Linked DNA regions of Homo sapiens: regions 1 and 3 are each linked to region 2. Evidence: read pairs that join two places in POLR2A ChIA-PET (ENCODE). Cell type or tissue: CD4-positive, alpha-beta T cell. All regions are shown on one strand. Links, peaks and the distances in the headings refer to the core of each region. The heading gives the core; the rest is flanking DNA.

Region 1 (7,650 bases), core at 1,685-6,684, 62 kb before region 2:
CACATGTGATGTCTCACGCCTGTAATCCCAGCACTTGGAGGCCAAGGTGGAAGATTGCTTGAGTCCAGGAGTTCAAGATTCGCCTGGACAATATGGCAAAACCCCATTTCTACTAAAAATACAAAAATTAGCTGGGTGTGGTGGTGCATGCCCGTAGTCCCAGCTACTCGGGGGGCTGAGGCGGGAGGATCACCTGAGCCCAGAGGGGTCAAGGCTGCAGTGAGCTGTTACTGCACAACTACATTCCAGCCTGGGTGACAGAGCAAGACTCTGTCTCAAAAAAAAAAAAAATAGACTGGGCATGGTAGCTCACGCCTGTAACCCCAGCACTTTGAGAAGCCAAGGTGGGCAGATCACCTGAGGTCAGGAGTTCAAGACCAGCCTGACCAATATGGTAAAACCCTGTCTTTACTAAAAACACAAAAATTAGCTGGGCATGGTGGTGCGTGCCTGTAATCCTAGCTACTCGAGAGGCTGGGGCAGGAGAACTGCTTGAACTCAGGAGGCAGAGGCTGCAGTGGGCTGAGATCGTGCCATTGCACTCCAGTCTGGGTGACACAGGGAGACTCCATCTCAAGAAAAACAAACAAAGAAAAAAACCAGGCATGTCAAGGGGGCGCTGTCTCTCCCTGGAAGCTGTGGGTTCCGTCCCCCTCACCTTGCTCAGCTTTGCCCACTGCCCACCCTGTCAGACCCAAGCACCTGGGCACTGATCACTAGGGACCTTCAGGAACCTGCCCCCAAACAGAGACCCCCGGGACAGAGGTGTCCATGCTGCCCGCCTGAGGCCCAGAGCCAGGTAGGGTGCAGCACCCCCCACCCCAGGAGGGTAGGAGCAGTCCACCTCCCAGAGCCTCTGGAGGCCCCGATCGGCAGGGTTGGGGAGCATTCATCCCACTGAGGCCCACGAGGGCCCTCCGGACACTGCCCACCCAGGCTGCAGAGGGCCTGGTCACGCTGACCTGTGGCCCGGACCCTCCGTGGAAGCATTTCCCGGGCAAGGTCAGGGGCTCCTGAGTTGGTCAAGGCCCCAGCCAGGAGCGGGGGTGAGTTGCTATCGGGCCCAGAACCGCCCAGGCCTTGGTGGTGCAGGGAGCGCAGGCAGAGCGGAGGAGAGCTCCCCAAACCCAAATGCGTGGGTCACACGGCCAGTCCTTCCCCGGAGCTCAGCGTGGACAGAGGGAAGGGACCTCAGGCAGAGACACCTGCCCCACGCCCTCACCAGGTGCCCTTGGCCCAAGAAGACAGGACAACAGGGTCCTCCCGCCCAGGGTCCTCCACCCAAAACTCCTGCCCCAGTCTGAGGAAACACCAGCCCGACTACTCCAGGGCATCCACACCACCCGACCAGCCCCAGGACCGCCCAACGCATCTGAAACACGGGCCTCTGAGAAACCATCACAGCCCAGAGGGGCCTGAGGAGACGCCTAAACACCACGTGGGGTCCTGGGCAGGAAAGGACATGGGGGAAACTGAGGCAATCCAAGCAAAGCGTGGGCCTCAGGAGTTAACGGTGGCGTACGGATGTTGGTTCATCAGCCGTGACAGCCACAGACGGGAGATAGAACAGCAGGGAGCCCGGGAGTGGGTGCACGGGGACTCTCTGCACTGTCCCTGCAGCTTTTCTGTCATTCTAAAACAGTTTGAAAAGTTAAAGTCAAGTCGGGCAGGGGGGAGCTCACGTCTGCTACTCAGGAGGCTGAGGCAGGAGGATCCGTTGAGCCCAGGTGGTCGAGGCTGCAGTGAGCTATAATTGCGCCACTGCACGCCAGCCTGGGAGACAGAGCGAGACCCTATCTCAAAAAAAAAGTTAAAAGTCAAGCAGGGCGTAGTGGCTCATGCCTGTAATCCTACTGTTTTAGAGCCAAGGTGAAAGAATCACTTGAGCCCAGGAGTTCAAGACCAGCCTGGGCAACACAGCAAGACTCCATGTCTACAGAACGTTTAAAAATTAGCTGGGCATGGCAGCATGTGCCTGCAGTCCCAGCTACTCAGGAGGCTGAGGTGGGAGGATTGCTTCAACCCAGTTGGTGGAGGTTGCAGGGAGCCGAGATCGTGCCACTGCACACCAGCCTGGGTGACAGAGCAAGTCCCTGTCACAAAAACAAATAAATAAAAGTGAAAGTCTAATAATGAGGGAGTGCTTGCAGCTTTCAGGCTTCAAGAACGCAGCCTCGAGGCCCCGCCCTGCTCCCCGTCCGGTCCTTCCCAGCACAGGACACCCCACCAGGTGCATGAGCCCTCGAAGCCTTCACTTCTAGCAGGTGCCCTCAGCGATTAGGGACAGAGGGAGACGGGGTTCCCAGGGCTGGCCCTGTTCACATGTGGGAAGCTGAACAGAGCCAGGCCAGCTCCCCCCACAGTGGCTCCGTCCTCTGCCCACATCTGGATTTGACTCCTAGCAGCCACCAGCTCACCTCAGAGACAGCCTAAGTCCCACCCGCGCCTGTGTGTCCCTCCACAGCCCCTCCAGGCCGGCCCAGGCTCCTGCATCCTTCACCACATGACCCACCCACCCTCCAGCCTCAGCTCAGCGGACCCAGTGCCTCCCCAGGGAACCGGGCCCCTCTGCAGTCTGTAGTGAGGGCAAGCACCAAGGCCCCTCAAGGGTGACACTTGCATCCCTCCCCGCCAGCCCCCAGTTCTGGGGCCCCAGGGAGGGCCGGGGCTGCCCGCTGTGGTTCTTGTCTCTGTAGCATTTCAGGAGCCCTGGGCTGAGGTGGGGAGCTGGGAGGACCTGGCTGGGAGGACCTGGCTCTGCCCGCTTCAAAAGCAGCAGACACAGCTCCTCCTGCCCTGGGCAGCCAACTCCAGACCTGACTCCAGAACTGACTCCAGACCTGATGTGCTGCCGCTGCCCTGTGCTCCAGGACCCATGGGGAGCCACAGAGCCACAGGGATTTGCCGGCCTGCGCCACCAGAGCCAGCCCTGACCAGGCCCACCCAGCCTCCGCTCCCTACAAGAGCCCCATAAGACACCCAGAGCCCCTCCACCTGAGGCTTCTCCAGAGGAAAGCCACAGCTCTGGGTCCTACCCCAGGGGCAGAAGGAGGGGGACGCAGCCCTCCCGACAGCCACTGCCACTGTCACTGAGGGCCCCCGTCCGGGCAGGGCTGAGCCCGACCCCCCCACTCCGCTCGGGTCCCCCAGCCTACGCACAGGGCGCCGCTCCCAGCCCGAAGTCTTAAATCTCTGCCTCGGAACCTTCCGGCAGATTCCCTCTCACTGCCAGAAGAGACGGACGGGGCGGGGTGGGGATTTTTTTAGATCCTGGCGGCCTCGGACTCTAGGATGAGATGCCGGCTGCTCCGGCAGGGGGCCCGGCCGTCCTGAATGGGGTCCCACCTCCCAGACCCCTGCCCCCGAGGGCCTCGCCCGCCCCGGGAAGGGAGTGTTACCTTGTTCAGAGCCTCAAACTGCAGCCACAGCTGCAGCTGGGACATGGTCCCGGCGCTCGGGGGGCCAGGGGTCCCCCAGGAAGCGCTGCCCGGGAGCGGCTCCCTCATGACCGCGGCAGCAGCCCCAGCATTGGGTCGGCCGGGGCGGACGGGGGCGGCTCTCCGCCCGGCTGCATTTGCATGTCGGTTTAGTCACCGCCGCCGGCGCCTACTTCCTCTAAGGCCGGGGCTGACTTTCAGGAAATGATGCCGGCCCCGTAAGTCAGGGCAATTACCGGCAGTGCGAGGAGAATTACTGTACGGGGCGGATCTCCCACAGGCGCTGTCAACACGCAACCCCACCCGTGCCCCGCCGCAGGACCAGCCCCCTTTGGGGCACCCGGCGGACGTGCAGAATGCCCAGGTGGGCATGGGCCTCGGTCTCCCCAGACTGCAGGGAGCTGGGTTCCGTTCCACGGGGACCAGCTGCTGTTCCTGGTGCCCCCAAACCACAGGCAGGGAAACTGCGGCCAAGACCGCCTCCCTTCACCCAGCACCCCACGCATGCCAAGCGCACCTCAGGCCCTGCTGCGCCCCCCTGGGGCTCTCCCCACCCCACCCCTGCAGGCTGAGGTCCCCGAGAAGCCCCTGCCGCCGAAGCAAAGTCCCCTCCCTGCTCTTTCCCTGCTGTCCGTGCCCAGGGGGTTCAGCGGGCCCCGTGGCCTCCCTTGATCTGGGGCTGGCGGAGGGAGAGCTGAGCCTGGGCCCCTCCTCTCCAGGCTCTGGCCAGACCCGGCCTCGGCCCCCTGGGCAGGAACAAGTGGTAGCGTCCTGGGAAAAGAACGTTCTCGCTTTGGTAGAAAACCAAGTGTCAATGATGCACTTGCTGGGGCAACCCCGGGCCGCGAGCCCGCCCGCGGCCACACTCTTGCCCGCACTGTGAGGACCCTGGCGCATCACAGGGGCCTAGACACCGCGGGGCAGACACCTGATGGGACCTCACATTGGGCCACAGGCGGTCATTCTCGGTGTCCTTGGAGGAGCTGGGGAGGCCCCAGGGCCAGAGGGGGTGGGAGGACGGCCGGGCTGTGGAGAGGACGGGCCCCATCTGCCTGTACTCAGCGACTGACGGGGCAGAGGCCGCATTGCCCACGAGACCGCGGCCGAGACCGCGCAGGTGGCCACGGCTCCTCCTCTGTGAGGGGAGGAAGGGCCCGGCCCTGTGGCCAGGGGCCCTGGGAAAGAAGGAAACCGCCCCGAGAGGCCAGGGGAGCCCGTGGCTGGGCCGGAGGGCTCGGGACAGTTCTGGGCTTGTAAGACTCCCGCCAGGGCTCTGAGGGGAGAGTGGGACCAGGGGGCCCTCAAACCCTGTGCACTCCGCCCCCTCGGGCTCACCCTGTTCTAGACCCTGAGGCCCTGTGCCAGCCCCACTGGGGCCCCGCGACCAGGCACCGCAGCAGCGGAGGCTGGTGCAGACTGTCGCCCACACCCCTTGCCACGACCCATCACCTCCTGGAGGCTGGGCGACAACACGGGTCCGTGCCGCTGGGGCGAGGGGCCCGCCTGCCAGGCACCCCGCCCGCCAATGGAAAACAACCAATGGGGAAGAAACCCACGGAGCCGCTCAATCCGGCAGCCAATCACAGCCACCGCTCAACCTAGCAGCCAATCACAGCCACCGCTCAACCCAGTAGCCAATCACAGCCACCGCTCAACCCAGCAGCCAATCACAGCCACTCCCAGAGACAGCTCCACACCAGCTCCACGCAAAAAACCCACAACCACAAGCGCTGCTGAGGACGCGGGGCAGTGGCCTGGGAACCATCCTGCAGCTCCTCAAAAGAGGCGAATGGGGAGTAACAACCCAGCAGCTGCACTCCCACGTGCCATCAGGAGGACCCACAGCTCACAAAAGCCTGAACCTACAGCTCAGGAGTGGACCCACAGCCCACAGGACCCACAGCTCAAGGGTGGACTCACAGCTCACAGGACCCATAGCTCATGGGTGGACCCACAGCTCATAGGCGCCTGGACCCACAGCTCATGGGTGGACCCACAGCCCATAGGACCCACAGCTCACGGGTGGACTCACAGCTCACGGGTGGACTCACAGCTCACGGGTGGACTCACAGCTCACAGGTGGACCCACAGCTCACAGGACCTACAGCTCACGGGTGGACTCACAGCTCATAGGCACCTGGACCCACAGCTCACGGGTGGACTCACAGCTCACAGGACCTACAGCTCACGGGTGGACCCACAGCTCCCGGGTGGACCCTCAGCTCCCAGGTGGACCCACAGCTCATGACAGCCTGGCTCCTGCAGCGCAGTCACCACGGAGGAACAGGGCCAGCACAGTGAGGCCGTCCACACACTGGAACACGACCCAGCCATGAAAAGGAGCAAGGCTCTGACCCAAGCCACAGCACGGATGCACCTTGAGGACCTCACACTCAGTGAAAGACGCCAAACACAGAAGGCCACGCAGTGTGTGAGGCCATTTCTATGAAATGTCCTGTCCTGAACAGGAATCCACACAGACAGGAAAAGCATTCAGGTTATCAGGGGGTGGGGATGGGCTGGGGAGTGACAGCTGATGGGAACGGGGCTTCCTGTGGGATGATGGAATGTTCTGGAACTAGACAGAGGTGGTGGTTGCACAACTCTGTGAATATACTTTTTTAAAGTGTGGATTTGGGCCCGGCACGGTGGCTTACGCCTGTAATCCCAGCACTTTGGGAGGCCGAGGTGGGTGGATCACGAGGTCAGGAGTTCAAGACCAGCCTGGCCAGCATGGTGAAACCCCGTCTCTACTAAAAATACAAAAATTAGCCAGGTGTGGTGGTGGGTACCTGCAATCCCAGCTACTCGGGAGGCTGAGGCAGGAGAATTGCTTGAACCCGGGAGGCAGAGGTTACAGTGAGCTGAAATCGTGCCACTGCACTCTAGCCTGGGCAACAGAGCAAGACTCTGTCTCAAAAAAAAAAAAAAAAAAAAAAAAGGTGGATTTGGCCGAGCGTAGTGGCTCACACCTGCCATCCCGGCACTTTGGGAAGCTGAGGTGGGCAAACAGCTTGAGCCCAGGAAGTTCAAGACCAGCCTGGGCAACATAGTGAGATCCCATCTCCACAAAAAATACAAAAACCAGCTGCGCATGGTGGCGGGCACCTGTGGTCCCAGCTGCTCAGGAGGCCATGGCAGGAGAATCACTTGAGCTAGAGAGGTGGAAGCTGCAGTAAGTTATGATCACACCACTGCACTCCAGCCTGGGCAACAGAGCAAAATACTGTCTCAAATAAATAAAGTGGATTTTGTGGTATGTGAATTTTGTCTCAGTTTTTAAAAGACCTGGAAAGCAACGAAACAGAAAGAACAAGCACAGACTCCGACTTGCTCCCCAGGCCCCAATGTGACAGCACAGCCCAGGGTCCCTGGAGCAGGTCAGACTGAGGATAGGGGTGCGCCGCCTAGGGACCTGCTGGGCACTACCCCACCCACCTCCGGCGCCCCGCGCCCAGTCCTGGGCTCCCGTGGCCCGGTCTCTCCCTCCGCCTCTGTCCAGGGTGCACCCCTCACTGACCAGTCCCGCAGCAACGCTGACCGAGGGCTCCGTGTAAGCCTGGCTGAATGCCCGCTGCCTCAGCCCTCACAGGAACCCTGCCCTGCATTACAGGGAGGGAAACAGGCTACGGGGATGGGAGGGGCTCCTCCTGGAGGGGGCTGGGGGGCAGACAGAAGAGGCTTCCAGGTGGTCGTGGGGCACAGGTGGCACTTCCTAGACACTGCCAGTCTTTGGTGGCTGGGAGAAGGGCCCCTCAGCAGGCCTGGTCACTAGAGTGCCCCGTGCAGAGCTGAACTGTGTCCCCAAAATGGTGTGATCATGTCCTGGCACCTGGAAGCTGTGTGTGTGGCCTTATTTGGGAATCCGGTCCTTGCAGATGTGAGTGGTTAAAAAAAAAAAGGCCGCACTGGCCGAGCGGGTGTTCTGTGCCTGGTGTCCTCATTCGAAGGAGACACAGTCCCGGGGAGGAGGCCACGGGACACAGAAGCAGAGATCCCAGCCCTGCGGCCACAGCCAGGGGATGCCCGGATCCCCCAGATGCTGGAGGGGCCGGAAGGAGCGCGGCCCTGTCCGCACCTTGACTTTGGACTTCCAGGCTCCAGGGCTGGGAGGGGACAGAGTCCTGGCCTTTGAAGCTGTGTGTGCTGCTTCCTCACAGCAGCCCTGGGAGGCTGGCACGGCTCCCCAGGAAACTGGGCTCCCTTCTGTCAG
Region 2 (7,650 bases), core at 1,544-6,543:
AAAAATTAGCCGGGCATGGGGGCACATGCCTGTAATCCCAGCTATTGAGGAGGCTGAGGCAGGAGAATTGCTTGAACCCGGGAGGTGGAGGTTGCAGTGAGCCGAGGTCGCACCATTGCACTCCAGCCTGGGCAACAAGAGCAAAACTCCATCTCAAATAAATAAATAAATAATAAAAAAATAAAAAATAAAGAGGGTGGGCATGATGGCTCAAGCCTGTAATCCCAGCATTTTGGGAGGCTGAAGCAGGTGGATCACTTGAGGTCAGGAGTTCGAGACCAGCCTGGCCAACATGGAGAAACCCTGTCTCTACTAAAAATACAAAAAATAAAATAAAATAAAATAAAATAAGCCAGGTGTGGTGGCGGGTGCCTGTCATCCCAGCTAACTGGGAGGCTGAGGCAGGAGAATCACTTGAACTGGGGAGAAGGAGGTTGCAGTGAGCCAAGACAGCTGCACTGCCCTTTAACCCAGGCAATAGAGTGAGACTATGTGTCAAAAAAAAAAAAAAAAAAGGACATTATTAGAGTTGGAAGGAAATGACCATAGGCCCAGGGTTCCACGGTCCAGACCACCACACACAACTGATGCAGGATATAACCGAGTCATTCCATCCCAGGTAATACCCAAGTACCCACGGGAGGATCAACATCCACGGAAAAGCCTGTGTACAAATTTCATAGTAGCAAATGCTTCTCCTATGCGTCTTTTTTTTTTCTTTTTTCTTTTTTTTTTTTTTGAGACAGAGTCTTGCTCTGTCACCCAGGCTGGAGTGCAGTGGCACGATCTCGGCTCACTGCAAGCTCTGCCTCCTGGGTTCAAGCAATTCTCCTGCCTCAGCCTCCTGAGTAGCCGGGACTACAGGCGCGCGCCACTGCGAGGCTAATTTTTTGTACTTTTAGTAGAGACGGGGTTTCACCGTGTTAGCCAGGATGGTCTCGATCTCCTGACCTCATGATCCGCCCGCCTTGGCCTCCCAAAGTTGTGGGACTACAGGCGTGAGCCACCGCTCCCGGACACGTCTGGCTAATTTTTTTGTATTTTTACTAGAGACGAGGTTTTGCCGTGTTCCCCATGCTGGTCTCAAACTCCTGGGATCCAGTGATCCACCCACCTTAGCCTCCCAACATGCTGGGATTACAGGTGTGAGCTACTGTGTCCGGCCCAAATTGTCTAATTTTTAAAAATAGTTTCTGGGTTATGGATCTGAATAAAGCGTGCAATTAGTGAACAGTTTATAAACCTCTTGTGTGCTTTTAATTTATTTTATTTTATTTATTTATATATATTTTTTGAGACAGAGTCTCGCTCTGTCACCCAGGCTGGAGTGCAGTGGTGCGATCTCAGCTCACTGCAACCTCTGCCTCCAGGGTTCAAGCGATTCTCCTGCCTCAGCCTCACGAGTAGCTGGGATTACAGGTACCTGCCAGTATGCCCGGCTAATTTTTGTATTTTTAGTAGAGATGGGGTTTTGCCATGTTGGCCAGGCTGGTCTCGAACTGCTGGCCTCAAGTGATCCTCCCTCCTGGCCCTGCACAGTGCTGGGATGACAGGCTGAGCCACCTCACCGGCCTCTTATGTGCCTTTTAATCTGCAGGTTCGCCCTCCCTCTCTCTTTCTGTGGTTTGTTTTTGTTTTTTTTTTTCTTTTTTTCTTTTGTATGAAACCCAGTTGTTTTTCCTGTTAAGTTTCCCACAGTCTAGAATTTGCTGATTTTTTTCTGTGATAATTTAAGTTTTTGAATAGTGATGCATTCCCGTGTCGTAAAACTGAAGAGTCAAAAGCATACCCAGACTGCAGCCGCTGGGGAAGAGTGTGGTAGCTCCACAAGAAGTTAAACGGAGGCGGGGTACGGGGGCTGGGCGTGGAGGCCGGGCGCAGGGGCGGATGCCTGCAACCCCAGCACGCTGGGAGGCCAAGGCGGGCGGATCACTTGAGGTCAGGAGTTTGAGACCAGCCTGACTAACATAGCAAGACCCCATCTCTACAAAAAATACAAAAAAATTAGCTAGGCATGGTTAACTGCTGTTTTTGTCAAGATGGGTTATTACTATGTTGCCCAGGCTGGTTTCAAACTCCTGTCCTCAACTGACTCAGAAGGATCAACTTAGCCCAGGAGTTCAACATAGCGAGACCCTGTCTCTACAAAAGAAATGTTAAAAAAATTAACCAGGCCTGGTGGCATGCACCTGTACTCCCAGCTACTTGTGAGGCTGAGGTGGGAGGACTGTTTGAGCCATGGAGTCTGAGGCTGCAGTGAGCTACGATTGCACCTGGAACCCAGGCCTCTCCCGTCTGGAACCCAGGCCCTCACCTACACTGTCAGCCCCTCCACCTGGAACTTGTAGAACTTACCTGTAAGCCCAGGCTTCACCTGAAACCCCAGTCCCCCACCTGGAACCCAGGCCCTCACCTACACTGTCAGCCCCTCCACCTGGAACTTTAGAACTTACCTGTAGCCCCAGCCTTCACCTGAAACCCCAGTCCCCCACCTGGAACCCAGTCCCCCACCTGGAACCTGGGCCTCCCCAACCTGTAACCCAGGCCCCCACCTAGAACCTGGGCCTCTGTGATCTGTAACCCAGGCCCTCATCTGGAACCTAGGGCTCTGTGGAAACTGTGGCACTCACATGTAAACCTGGCTTCCACCTGAAACCCCAGTCCCCCACCTGTAATCCAGCTTGGGTGAGACAGCAAGACCCTGTCTCAAAAAAAAAAAAAAAAAAAAGGCCGAGCACGGTGGCTCACGCCTGTAATCCCAGCACTTTGGGAGGCCGAGGCAGGTGGATCACAAGGTCAGGAGTTCAAGACTAGCCTGGCCAATACGGTGAAAACACGTCTCTAATAAAAATATAAAAATTAGCTGGGCATGGTGATGGGCGCCTGTAGTCCCAGCTACTCGGGAGGCTGAGGCAGGAGAATCCCTTGAACCGGGAGACAGAGGTTGCAGTGAGCCGAGATCGTGCCACTGCTCTCTAGCCTGGGCAACAGAGCAAGACTCCGTTTCAAAAAAAAAAAAGGGAATAAATGTCATGTTACATATATTTTATGAGAATTCTAAAATATATTTTATGGCAGGGCACAGTGGCTCACGCCTGTATTCCCAGCACTTTGGGAGTCTCGCTCTGTCCCCAGGCTGGAGAGCAGTGGTGCGATCTCGGCTCACTGCAACCTCTACCTCCCGGGTTCAAGCGATTCTCCTGCCTCAGCCTCCCGAGTAGCTTGGACTACAGGCGCCCGCCACCACGCCCGGCTAATTTTTTGTATTTTTAATAGAGACAGGGTTTCACCGTGTTAGCCAGGATGGTCTCGATCTCCTGACCCCGTGATCTGCCCCCCTCCCAAAGTGCTGTGATTACAGACGTGAGCCACCGCGCCCGGCCTATTATTTTTTACTTTTTTTTTTTTTTTTTGAGGCGGAGTCTTGCTCTGTTGCCCAGGCTGGAGTGCAGTAGCATGATCTCGGCTCACTGCAACCACCGCCTTCCAGGTTCAAGCGATTCTCCCGCCTCAGCCTCCCAACTAGCTGGGATTACAGGTGCCCGCCACCACGCCCGGCTAATTTTTGTATTTTTAGTAGAGATGGGGTTTCACCATGTTGGCCAGGCCGGTCCCGAACTCCTGACCTCAGGTGATCCACCCGCCTCAGCTTCCCAAAGTTCTGGGATTACATGCGTGAGCCACCGCGCCCGGCCTATTTTTCACTTTTTTTTTTTTAGCCGAATGTGGCGAGGACAGTTATCGGATTATTTGCAGCGGATCCTACACGTCCCCTCCTCCTGCCTCTTGCCCTGCGCTCCCGAAGGGGCCTCCGGACCCGGAGGATCTCACCGCGGGGCGGGGTCCACGGCGAGGGGGCTCGGCCAAGCGGGCAGCCTCGCGCACGCGCACTCAACCCGGACGCGGGCCTCTCCGCCGCAGCCCGCGCCCGCCACCTGGCGGCCACAGCGGTCCGCGCAGACCGCCGGCCCCTTTTCTATCCGCGACCGGATACCTGGCAGGGGTCTAGGAAAGACCCCTCTGGCTGCTGCGGGGCCAGTGCGTGCGAGGCTCGACCCCACTCCATTGCGTGGGGGGGCTGAGCTAGGTCCGTGAAGCGGGGCGGTTGCGATCAAGGCCCCGACTTTTTTTTTTTTTTTTTTTTTTTTTTTTTTTTTTTGAGACGGAGTCTCGCTCTGTCGCCCAGGCCGGACTGCGGACTGCAGTGGCGCCATCTCGGCGCACTGCAACCTCTACCTCCCGGGTTCAAGCGATTCTCCTGCCTCAGCCTCCCGAGTAGCTGGGACTACAGGCGCCCGCCACCGCGCCCGGCTAATTTTTTGTATTTTTAGTAGAGACGGGGTTTCACCTTGTTAGCCAGGATGGTCTCGATCTCCTGACCTCATGATCCACCCGCCTCGGCCTCCCAAAGTGCTGGGATTACAGGCGTGAGCCACCGCGCCCGGCCAAGGCCCCGACTTTTAGACCACTAGTGGAGGAGGTCTGGGACACGGGTCTGCGGCCAGAGAGAGGCCAGGAGGGAGGACTGGCGGGCATTTCTCCGCAGGGTGGGGGTGAACGGGGGCCTGGGCATCGGAGCCGGGGGGAACGTGGGGTCAGCGAGGGGTTCTAGGGGAGGAAATGGTAGGAGAGCTCCTGCCCTGCAGGCTGGAGGGCAGGATCTGTGTGTTTGGGGGGAGTCATGGGTGGGTAGGAGAGATGACAGGTGACAGCCTGGAGGAAGAGATGGAGGGAGGCTTGAGCCCTGGGCGGGGCTGGCAGAAGCCCCCACCTATAACTTGGGACCTCTGAACCTGGAACCCAGCCCCCACCTGGGACCTGGGCCTCTCCCATCTGTAACCCAGGCCCTCACCTAGAACCTCTGAACCTGGAACCCAGCCCCCACCTGGGACCTGGGCCTCTCCCATCTGTAACCCAGGCCCTCACCTAGAACCTGGGACCTCTGAACCTGGAACCCAGCCCCCACCTGGGGCCTGGAACCTCCACCAGGAACTTGTGCCCCCCTCTTTGGAACCCTTGCCTTCACCTGAAAACCCAGTTACCGGCTGGGCGCGGTGGCTCACGCCTGTAATCCCAGCACTTTGGGAGGCCAAGGCGGGCAGATCACGAGGTCAGGAGATCGAGACCATCCTGGCTAACACGGTGAAACCCCGTCTCTACTAAAAATACAAAAAATTAGCCAGGCGTTGTGGCGGGCGCCTGTAGTCCCAGCTACTCGGGAGGCTGAGGCAGGAGAATGGCGTGAACCCGGGAGGTGGAGCTTGCAGTGAGCCGAGATTGCGCCACTGCACTCCAGCCTGGGCAACAAAGCAAGATACCGTCTCAAAGAAAAAAAAAAGGAAAACCCAGTTCCCCACCTAGAACCCAGGCCCCGACCTGAAACCTGGGCCCCTCCACTTGTAACCAGGGACCCCCACCTAGTATCTGAGCCTCTCCCATCTGTAACCCAGGCCTTCACCTAGAACCTGGGCCTCTGCAAGTGTAACCTGGGGTTCCTACCAGGAACCTGAGGCCCTCATGTGTAACCTGCGGCCCCCGACCTGGAGCCTGGGCCTCTCTCATCTATAACCCAGACCCTCACCTAGAACCTGGGCCCCTGCAACTGTAACCTGTGGCACTCACTGTAAGCCCGGACTTCACCTGAAACCCCAGTCCCGCACCTGTAAACCTACACCCCGCCAGGAACCTGGGCCTCTCCAACCTATAATTGAGGCCCTCACCTGTAACTTAAGCCCACACTTGTAACCTGGGGCTCTCTGCTATAACTTGGGGCCCCCACCCATAAGCCAGTTCCCTTAACAGAACCTGCAGTTTGGTGAGGATGAGAGAATGCAAAGAAAGCATTTTCCCCAGGACTACCATAAATAGTCATAAGCATCACTTTTTCCTATTACCATAGCATTACCATTTGTCACGGTTTACCCACCCGAGGTCACTCTGCCTCTTTTTCACTTTATTTTTTTTTTATTTTTATTTTTTTGAGATGGAGTCTCTCTCTGTCGCCCAGGCTGGAGTGCGGTGGCGCGATCTCGGCTCACTGCAAGCTCCGCCTCCCAGGTTCACGCCATTCTCCTGCCTCAGCATCCCGAGTAGCTGGGACTACAGGCGCCCGCCACCGCGCCCGGCTAATTTTTTGTATTTTTAGTAGAGACGGGGTTTCACCTTGTTAGCCAGGATGGTCTCGATCTCCTGACCTCATGATCCACCCGCCTCGGCCTCCCAAAGTGCTGGGATTACAGGCGTGAGCCACCGCGCCCGGCCAAGGCCCCGACTTTTAGACCACTAGTGGAGGAGGTCTGGGACACGGGTCTGCGGCCAGAGAGAGGCCAGGAGGGAGGACTGGCGGGCATTTCTCCGCAGGGTGGGGGTGAACGGGGGCCTGGGCATCGGAGCCGGGGGGAACGTGGGGTCAGCGAGGGGTTCTAGGGGAGGAAATGGTAGGAGAGCTCCTGCCCTGCAGGCTGGAGGGCAGGATCTGTGTGTTTGGGGGGAGTCATGGGTGGGTAGGAGAGATGACAGGTGACAGCCTGGAGGAAGAGATGGAGGGAGGCTTGAGCCCTGGGCGGGGCTGGCAGAAGCCCCCACCTATAACTTGGGACCTCTGAACCTGGAACCCAGCCCCCACCTGGGACCTGGGCCTCTCCCATCTGTAACCCAGGCCCTCACCTAGAACCTCTGAACCTGGAACCCAGCCCCCACCTGGGACCTGGGCCTCTCCCATCTGTAACCCAGGCCCTCACCTAGAACCTGGGACCTCTGAACCTGGAACCCAGCCCCCACCTGGGGCCTGGAACCTCCACCAGGAACTTGTGCCCCCCTCTTTGGAACCCTTGCCTTCACCTGAAAACCCAGTTACCGGCTGGGCGCGGTGGCTCACGCCTGTAATCCCAGCACTTTGGGAGGCCAAGGCGGGCAGATCACGAGGTCAGGAGATCGAGACCATCCTGGCTAACACGGTGAAACCCCGTCTCTACTAAAAATACAAAAAATTAGCCAGGCGTTGTGGCGGGCGCCTGTAGTCCCAGCTACTCGGGAGGCTGAGGCAGGAGAATGGCGTGAACCCGGGAGGTGGAGCTTGCAGTGAGCCGAGATTGCGCCACTGCACTCCAGCCTGGGCAACAAAGCAAGATACCGTCTCAAAGAAAAAAAAAAGGAAAACCCAGTTCCCCACCTAGAACCCAGGCCCCGACCTGAAACCTGGGCCCCTCCACTTGTAACCAGGGACCCCCACCTAGTATCTGAGCCTCTCCCATCTGTAACCCAGGCCTTCACCTAGAACCTGGGCCTCTGCAAGTGTAACCTGGGGTTCCTACCAGGAACCTGAGGCCCTCATGTGTAACCTGCGGCCCCCGACCTGGAGCCTGGGCCTCTCTCATCTATAACCCAGACCCTCACCTAGAACCTGGGCCCCTGCAACTGTAACCTGTGGCACTCACTGTAAGCCCGGACTTCACCTGAAACCCCAGTCCCGCACCTGTAAACCTACACCCCGCCAGGAACCTGGGCCTCTCCAACCTATAATTGAGGCCCTCACCTGTAACTTAAGCCCACACTTGTAACCTGGGGCTCTCTGCTATAACTTGGGGCCCCCACCCATAAGCCAGTTCCCTTAACAGAACCTGCAGTTTGGTGAGGATGAGAGAATGCAAA
Region 3 (7,650 bases), core at 1,685-6,684, 110 kb before region 2:
ATGGGGTTTCACTTTGTTGGCCAGGCTGGTCTCGAACTGCTGACCTCAAGTGATCCGCACCCCCCTTGGCCTCCTGAAGTGCTGGGATTACAGGTGTGAGCCACTGCACGCGGCGTCTCGTATTCTTTCAATCCATCTTCCCTGGGTGTTTAGGGGCTGCGGTTTCTCGGGTTTGCTCTTGGCTGAGGACAGACCGCCTGGGCAACAGCGGGTGTCAGTAGCTGTTACGGGCTGTGTGGGTGGGTTTGTTAATTTATAACATGGAAAATGGAGCCCCGGCCCCTCTATGACTTCCGTTCTGCACTTGCAGGACGAGTCATCCAACCAGCGAGCTGAGGTAGTCGTCCAGGTGCCGTACCTGGAGGCGGGCGAGGCGGTGGTCTACCCGCTGCAGGAGGCGGCGGCGGACGGGTGCAGAGGTGAGTGTGTGGCTGCCCGAACGGCCCCAAGGGAGGCTGGCGTGTGCCACCCATGGGCGCAGGTGCCATGACCTAGTTGTACACACGTGGCAGGGTCCACGGTGCTGCACATTCTGTGGATTTCGTCTGCCACGGAGACCACACCTATGAGCTACTCATTCAGTGTCCTTTAACCGGCTGCAAAAACAGGCAAGGCAGTGCCTTTTGAGGTGCCTACCCCGCACTCAGAAACCAGTAACGTGAACGTGGGGCTGATGCCTTGTGAGGCTCCAGGTGCACCAGGTCAGGCTAAGTGCCTTTCCTGCAGGAGCCCGTTTTTCTAGAGAAGGGCGTGGGGCTGGGAGTTTGACCCACGTGGGGCCAGCACCACCTGTCAGAGGCAGCTGGCCGAGTGCCGCATCTAGTTATGGGACACCTGTGTTGTCTGTCTTCACACTGCTGATAAATAAATACCTGAGGCTGGGCACGGTGGCTCACGCCTGTAATCCTCGCACTTTGGGAGGACAAGGCAGATCACTTGAGGTTAGGAGTTCAAGACCAGCCTGACCAACATGGTGAAATCCCATCTCTACTAAAAATACAAAAATTAGACAGGTGTGGTGGAGGGCACCTGTAATCCCAGCTACTCAGGAGGCTGAAGCAGGAGAATCACTTGAACCGGGGAGGCAGAGGTTGCACTGAGCCAAGATCATGGCACTGCACTCCAGCCCGGGCAAGAGAGAGAGACTCTGTCTCAAAAAGAAATACCTGAGACTGGGCAATTTACAAAAGAAAGAGGTTTAATGGAGTTACAGTTCCATGTAGCTGGGGAGGCCTCACAATCATGGCAGAAAGCAAAGAGGAGCAAGTCACATCTTGCATGGATGGTGGCAGGCAAAGGGAGAGCTTGTGTCCGGAAACTCCAGTTTTTAGACCATCAGATCTTGTGAAACCCACGTACTATCATGAGAACAGCCCAGGAAAGACGCACCTCCAGGATTCAACCATCCTCCACCAGCTCCCTCCCACAACACGTGGGAATTATGGGAGCTACAAGATGAGGTTTGGGTGGGGACACAGAGCCAGACCCTATCAACACCTCTCTCCTTCCGTTTCTCCCCTTGTCTCTCTCTCCTCCTCCCCGCCATGTCTCTCCATCTGTCTGTCCCTCCCCTTGTCTCTCCTCCATCTCTCCTGTCTCTCCCCATCTCTCCTGTCTCTCCATCTCTCTCCCCCCTCTCCTGTCTCTCCCCATCTCTCCTGTCTGTCCCTCCCCTTGTCTCTCCTCCATCTCTCCTGTCTGTCTCCCCCCGCCATCTGTCTCCCTTTCTTAGAATCCCGAGTTGTGTCCAACGATTCGGACTCGGACCTAGAGGAGGCCTCCGAGCTGCTGTCCTCATCGGAGGCCAGTGCCCTGGGCCACCTCAGCTTCCTGGAGCAGCAGCAGAGCGAGGCCAGCCTAGAGGTGGCTTCTGGCAGCCACAGCGGCAGTGAGGAGCAGCTGGAGGCCACAGCCCGGGAGGACGGGGACGGGGACGAGGACGGCCCGGCCCAGCAGCTCTCAGGATTCAACACCAACCAGTCCAACAACGTGCTGCAGGCCCCACTGCCCCCCATGAGGCTCCGTGGCGGGCGGATGACACTGGGCTCCTGCAGGGAAAGGCAGCCGGAATTCGTGTGAGCTGGGGTGGGGCTGGGACCACAGGTGGCTTCTCTCTTGCCTGCTCCTGTCCCTCCAGCACGTCCCCTGCACCACGGCATAGCTTAGGTGCGCCGTCCTGGGGTCGCTGCCGAGAGCGCCTGGACTTCGACGTCCCACCAGCGGGCGCCTCCTCCCAGAGGCTTCCAGGAGCACGAGGGCCTTGCGGCACAGGACTGTGCCCTGTGCTGTCCCCTGCACCCCGGCTCAGCTGAGCTGGGGAACACTGCTGTCGTGTGAAGTCACAGTGGCCTTGTTGGTGCCCACAGGGCTGTGTGGATGGAGGAAGCTGTCCCTGCCCAGTGCATCCCCCAGGTCATCACGGGGACGCAGGAGGCAGGCCCTGCCCTGCCCTCTCCTCACAGGTCTGTTGCAGGGACTCCAGAAACCATTCTGGGAGCCGTGGATGGGGGCGGAGCTGGGGTTTGGTGCAGTTTCCAGGGTGCAGTACAGCAGGGCCTGAATACTGGCCCTGGACTCCCTTTTCCAGAACACCAGGTGTGGCCACCTGGGGCTCAGGTACACAGTGGGGTCTCTCGGAAGCCACCGTGTGGTTCTTTCACAGGCACGTTTATTTTGCTGAAATAAAAAGTTTTTAATCGGGTGTTTTCTGTGGCAGCTGCAAGCTTAGAAGATTTTCTGTGGCAGCTGCAAGCTTAGAAGAAGGGGCCAGGGAGGGGACAGAGAGAGCCCCGTGGCGTGGCCCTGGGCCTCCCCCTAGGGGAGGGATGTGTGAGGAAGGGAACCCCCCGCCACGGGGCCCCGCGAGGTGGGAGCCCGGGTGGTCTTCACCACAGGCTGTGCAGACGGTCAGGCATCGAATGACCTCGTCACGTCCACCTGCAGCCCAGGGCAGTCCAGGAAAACGTTCTCGATGACGGACGTATCCCCCGGCTCTAAGGTTTCGCACGTCAGCCCCACATGGCCACCAAGCACTGGAAACGTGGCCCATGCGCCTGTGGAACTGCATTTTTTTTTTTTTTTGAGACAGGGTGTGACCCTGTGGCCCAGGCTGGAGTACAGGAGCACAATCGTAGCTCACTGCAGCCTCGGCCTCCTGGGCTCAAATGATCCTCCCGCCTCAGCCTCCCAAAGTGTTGGGATTACAGGTGTGAGCCACTGTGCCCAGGTAATCTTAAAGTTTTTTGTAGAGGTGGGGGGTTTCTCTGTGTTGCCCGGGCTGGTCTTTTAACTCCTGAGCTCAAGCGATCCTCCACTTCCTGGGTTCAAGTGATTCTCCTGCCTTAGCTCCCAAGTAGCTGGGATTACAGGCATGCACCACCACGCCCAGGTAATTTTTGTATTTTTTGCAGTGATGGGATTTTGCCATGTTGGTCAGGCTGGTCTCGAACTCCCGACCTCAGGTGATCCGCCCACCTCGGCCTCCCAAAGTGCTGGGATTACAGGCGTGAGCCACCGCGCCCGGCCACCTCCAGAATTTTCTCATCTTCCCAAACTAAAACTGTGCACATGACACACTCTGTCCCCTCCCTCCTCCCCAGCCCTGGGAACCCCCATCCCCACCCAACTCCCCAGTCCCGGGAACCCCCATCCTACTTCCAGTCTCTGACGACTCTAGTGACCTCCTAGGAGTGACATCAGTGTTTGTCCCTTTGGGTCTGGCTTGCTTTGGCCAAGACAATTTTGAAAAAAGTACATTTGGAGAGAAGGGGAAGCACTGTCCCCATCACACACACAGTCCGCGGCCTGGGGATCTGGGGACCCTGCTGCACAGAACAGTGGGCGCGTTACAGACCACCGACCGCCCGAGGGTGAATTACATCTTAATAAAGCTACTGTGAGAGAACCACGTGGCTAGGTTAAACTTGGGCAGGCGAGGCCTTCTGAAATCAGACAGTAAGCAAACGGGGAAGTAGAGCCAGATCCCAAACGTCTGTAAGAGGAACTGGCCGCAAACCACAGCTGCACAAGCCAGAGAACAACTCCACACCCTCACGGGAAGGGAAGAGACAGACACGCTCACGCCTTACCCAGGAGCACGAAGTGGGAGGGCAGGGCGAGGGCCTGGGGAGACACTGACCCCTGAAGCCAGCGCGAGGAGGGCACACCTGCCAGGCTGACCTCGTGTGCTTGGGGTGAGGCAAGGCCACCTGCTGGAAACCTTGTTAGTCGGCCTGGTTTCTGTATCAAGCAAATTTATTTGCTCAAAACATCTTTACCATTTGAAAACACCCAACCTCCTACAACAACCGAGAACTCCAGAGCTGGCATCTCGCACCCTGGTGGCTTGAGCGCGTGCATGGCTGTGAATGGAGTAAAGAGCCGAGGCCGGGCGGGGGCCGCCACGCATCAGGGCCCCCGAGGGAGGGAAGACGAGGGGTGGAAGGCCGAGGGCCCAGGAGGAAGCAGTGGCTGGTGGGAGACCCGGACCCCAAACCCCCAACAGAGGGGACCCAGCGTGGTCTGGGTGAAGACCCGGCACCAGCTGCCCCCAGGTGACCTCCCTCTGGGGGCCTTGTTCCTTCTGAGGCTGCATCTCGCACAAATCCACAGGTGAATGGGGCGGGCTGGGCCACAGGAAGCCTCACCCCAGGACGGGAGAACGTGGGTGGAGGCCACCTGCCTTGGGGAGTCCAGAGGAGCAGCAGCCGTGAGAGCTGTGGGGGCCGGATTCTGGCAGGGCAGGGGCGTTTGTCCTGCAGGGATGGGGGTCGCTGTGTGTCCGCCTCTAGGGGCTAGGAAAGGGGGAGAGTGGTCACACGACAGGGGCAGATCCAGTATGCCCAGGACAGCACAACGCCCACCGAACGTGACGGGGTGCGGGAGGCCTGGCAGGAGGCGGCCCAGGCCGCAGTGCAGAGGCCGGACGGCTCCCTTGTGCCCAGCGGTCACACAGGCGTGGGCAGTAGCTCTGACCTCAAAGGAACCGTGCCAGCGTCAGACCAGGCCAAGCCCCACCCCTGGGCTGAGTGTGAAGTGGGGCGGCCTGCAGGACAGCAGCTCGCCATGACCAGAGTCCAGGGGAAGCTGGGAGGCTCTCGCCATGGGCAGAGGCTGTCCCGCTCCTGAGACTCCGGCCAGTCCCTCCCAAGGTGCCCACTCAGGGAAGGGTTGGCCTGAAGCTGTGCCTCCTCTCTCAGCTCTGGGGTCTCTGGGCAGGTTTCTAAACCCTCTTCTGGAAAGTCCCGCCGCACAACTGCCCTGCAGGTGAACGTCTCCTGCTTCTAAGGTGGGTCAGCGGCGGAGAGACGCACGCCCCGCGTACCAGGACTCTCCCGTCCAGGCGCACAGCCCCAAGAGCTGCAGCCTACGGTCGGGTGGGGTCTGGGGGTCTGGGGGTGTCCTGGGAGCGCCTGGTGGCCCAGCTGGGCTGGTGCTAGGAGGGTCTTGCTGCCGGACAAAGCAAGAACAGCCCTGCACACCGACGGAGGGGACGACACCCCTGCCTCTGACCCCACCTCAGTGCCTGTCCCTCGGCCGTCTCACCTGTCAGGCGGTAGCTACTGCACCAGCCGGTAGGTGATGTACCTGCCAGCCGTCTCACTGGGCCGGATGATCTTCACCACCTGCAGAGACAGAGAGCAGGGGCTGCGAATGCTTGAGGGGTCTCACTGCAGTCACCAGACAGCAGGCGGGCAGCACACGGGCTGGGGATGGCCGGCAGGGGTCCGAGATGGCTGACCCTGGGCTGTGGGACCCGCTCCCTGGGAACCTGGGTCACGCTCTTCTCTGGGCCCAGTGGCCCTGGCTTTAAGAGGGGGATATTGGGGGTGTGGTCTCGAGGTCCCCTCCAGGCCCTGGATCAAGGGGGAGGGGCTGTCGGGGAGGGACAGAAGCCCCCTTCTCCGAGTGGTCAGCTCAGAGCAGCCCCAGGGCCCCTTCTCCCCACAGGGCTCACCTGCCCACGCTTTATCCCAAAGTAGCGCGCCACAGGGTCCCCCGCCTGGATCCTGGGCAGCTGGTTCTCTCGGAGCTTACTGCGAAGCACCGTCAGGAAAATGCCAGACAGGGCCGTTGGGGGGGCAGGGGTGTGTGTGGGGGGGGAACGCGGAAGTCTCGAGGGACAGGGAGGGGCGGGGCCGGTGGGGCTGGAAAGGATACTATCGGGCCAGCAGCTCTGTCACCTCCTCCTTGGTCATGACGACGTGCTCAGGGACTAGCTGCCGAGAGAGGAAGCCACCAGGCATCACCAAGGGCTGGTGAGACCCCACGTGGCTCCCAGGTGCCACCACAGCCCCTGCGCCTTCAGACGGACAAGAGCCCTGAACCCCACCCCGATCCCCGGCACTCAGGGAGCCCACCCACCCCACCCTGGCTCCACAGGCGGGGGACGGAGTCACAGCTCCTGGGGCTTCTGAGGCAGACGGGCTGGGCACAGCCACCTCCTGCTGGGACTCCTCCTGTCCCAGCACTAGGGTCCCTCCACACTCCCAGCAGTCCCGATTCTACAGGCTGGGGTGGGCCCGGGATCTGCATTTTTTTTTTTTTTTTTTTTTTTGAGATGGAGTCTTGCTCTGTCTCCCAGGCTGGAGTGCAGTGGCACAATCTCGGCTCCCCGAGTAGCTGGGACTACAGGCGCTCGCCACCACGCCTGGCTAATTTTTTTGTATTTTTAGTAGAGACGGGGTTTCACCGTGTTAGCCAGGATGGTCTGGAACTCCTGACCTCGTGATCCGCCCGCCTCGGCCTCCCAAAGTGCTGGGATTACATGTGTGAGCCACCGCGCCCGGCCGGGATCTGCATTTCTAGGAAGCTCCCGGGTTCGGCTGCTGCAGGCCCAGGGCCACCCTTTGAGAACCCTGTCCTCCATGCACTAATAGGAACACCTGCCCTGGGCCCCAGATCCCACATCTTCCTGGCCACCCACAAACGCTGCATCTCTGCCGGCCCCACGCAGGCGGGATTCCGCGGCGCGCGCCCACCTCGTGCTCCGTGATGTTGATGAGCAGCTCCTGCTGCAGAAACTGCTCCAGGATGTACTTGGGGGCCATGTCGACCAGGGACTGGAAGAGAGCGGCTCTAAGGCACGGCCCGGAGGGGCCCAGACAACCCCAACCCCATTTCCTGCCTCAAGCTACCTGGGGCTTACTCGTGTGCCCCAACAACACACCCACGTCGTGAATCAGAAAACCCCACCGCCAGCCCAGGAGCCTTCAACAGCCCGCCCCTCCCCAGCCTCTCTGCTCATCGAGAGCCTCATCCAGCAGTGAAGTGGCCGTGGAAACTCGGATGTGTTTCCATCCATCACACGCTTCCAGGGGCGGCCCTCAGAGCTGGCAGGGCGACCTCTTCCCCATACAGGGGTGCTGCTCTGTGTGGCTGCGTGAACCCCACAGCTGGTGGGCCAGGGACTAAACTGCTCTGCTGACTGCCCGTCACAGCACAGCAGCCTGGCTCCAGAGTGTCCGACAGACAGACGGGGAACACGGATAGGCCCCTGGAGGACCCCGTGCCGGGCCTCCTCTGCAAGTCCCCCTGGACATCAGCTCAGGATAAAGAACCTCCGGCTCCTGGAATCTGCACCAGGCCGAGGGCTGGAGCCCACAGGAGCTGGCGAGAGGCACAGTGCCCTCCGCCCTGACGCCCCTCCTG

What was found. Peaks named below come from ENCODE experiments on the same cell type or tissue, not always from the same donor. Only the 100,000 strongest peaks of a DNase experiment are listed, where the experiment ranks them.
Region 1: POLR2A ChIA-PET joins it to region 2 with 34 read pairs; 12 of 35 experiments call an interaction of 5 or more read pairs at or near these places.
Region 3: POLR2A ChIA-PET joins it to region 2 with 13 read pairs; 19 of 35 experiments call an interaction of 5 or more read pairs at or near these places.

The regions. Positions count from the first base shown.
Region 1 is chr19:1,128,692-1,136,341 of GRCh38, forward strand. All of the region lies in intron 4 of SBNO2 (strawberry notch homolog 2), which reads right to left. Among named protein-coding and RNA genes, the nearest start is that of GPX4, 29 kb to the left of the region's middle. RefSeq lists enhancers at 2,340-3,004, 4,333-4,996, 5,015-5,516, 5,517-6,016. In CD4-positive, alpha-beta T cell, for the core only: no CTCF peak of the experiment used is centred there; DNase peaks (open chromatin) are centred at 3,170, 3,630, 4,340, 5,040 and 3 weaker places; H3K4me3 peaks cover 3,242 bases; H3K27ac peaks cover 3,145 bases.
Region 2 is chr19:1,190,743-1,198,392 of GRCh38, forward strand. No RefSeq gene overlaps it. Among named protein-coding and RNA genes, the nearest start is that of STK11, 11 kb to the right of the region's middle. RefSeq lists a silencer at 3,791-4,020. In CD4-positive, alpha-beta T cell, for the core only: CTCF peaks have their summits at 3,948 (motif pointing left) and 4,148; DNase peaks (open chromatin) are centred at 1,709 and 3,889; H3K4me3 peaks cover 687 bases; H3K27ac peaks cover 1,139 bases.
Region 3 is chr19:1,083,928-1,091,577 of GRCh38, forward strand. ARHGAP45 (Rho GTPase activating protein 45) reads left to right here. Exons shown (of 23, transcript NM_012292.5): 22 at 311-419; 23 at 1,733-2,701. The coding sequence ends at 2,079. POLR2E (RNA polymerase II, I and III subunit E) reads right to left here. Exons shown (of 8, transcript NM_002695.5): 4 at 6,981-7,061; 5 at 6,160-6,218; 6 at 5,957-6,035; 7 at 5,545-5,624; 8 at 2,647-4,793. The coding sequence ends at 5,559. Among named protein-coding and RNA genes, the nearest start is that of POLR2E, 7.6 kb to the right of the region's middle. RefSeq lists enhancers at 1,963-2,462, 5,029-5,128. In CD4-positive, alpha-beta T cell, for the core only: a CTCF peak has its summit at 4,418; DNase peaks (open chromatin) are centred at 3,644, 4,034 and 6,234; H3K27ac peaks cover 1,177 bases.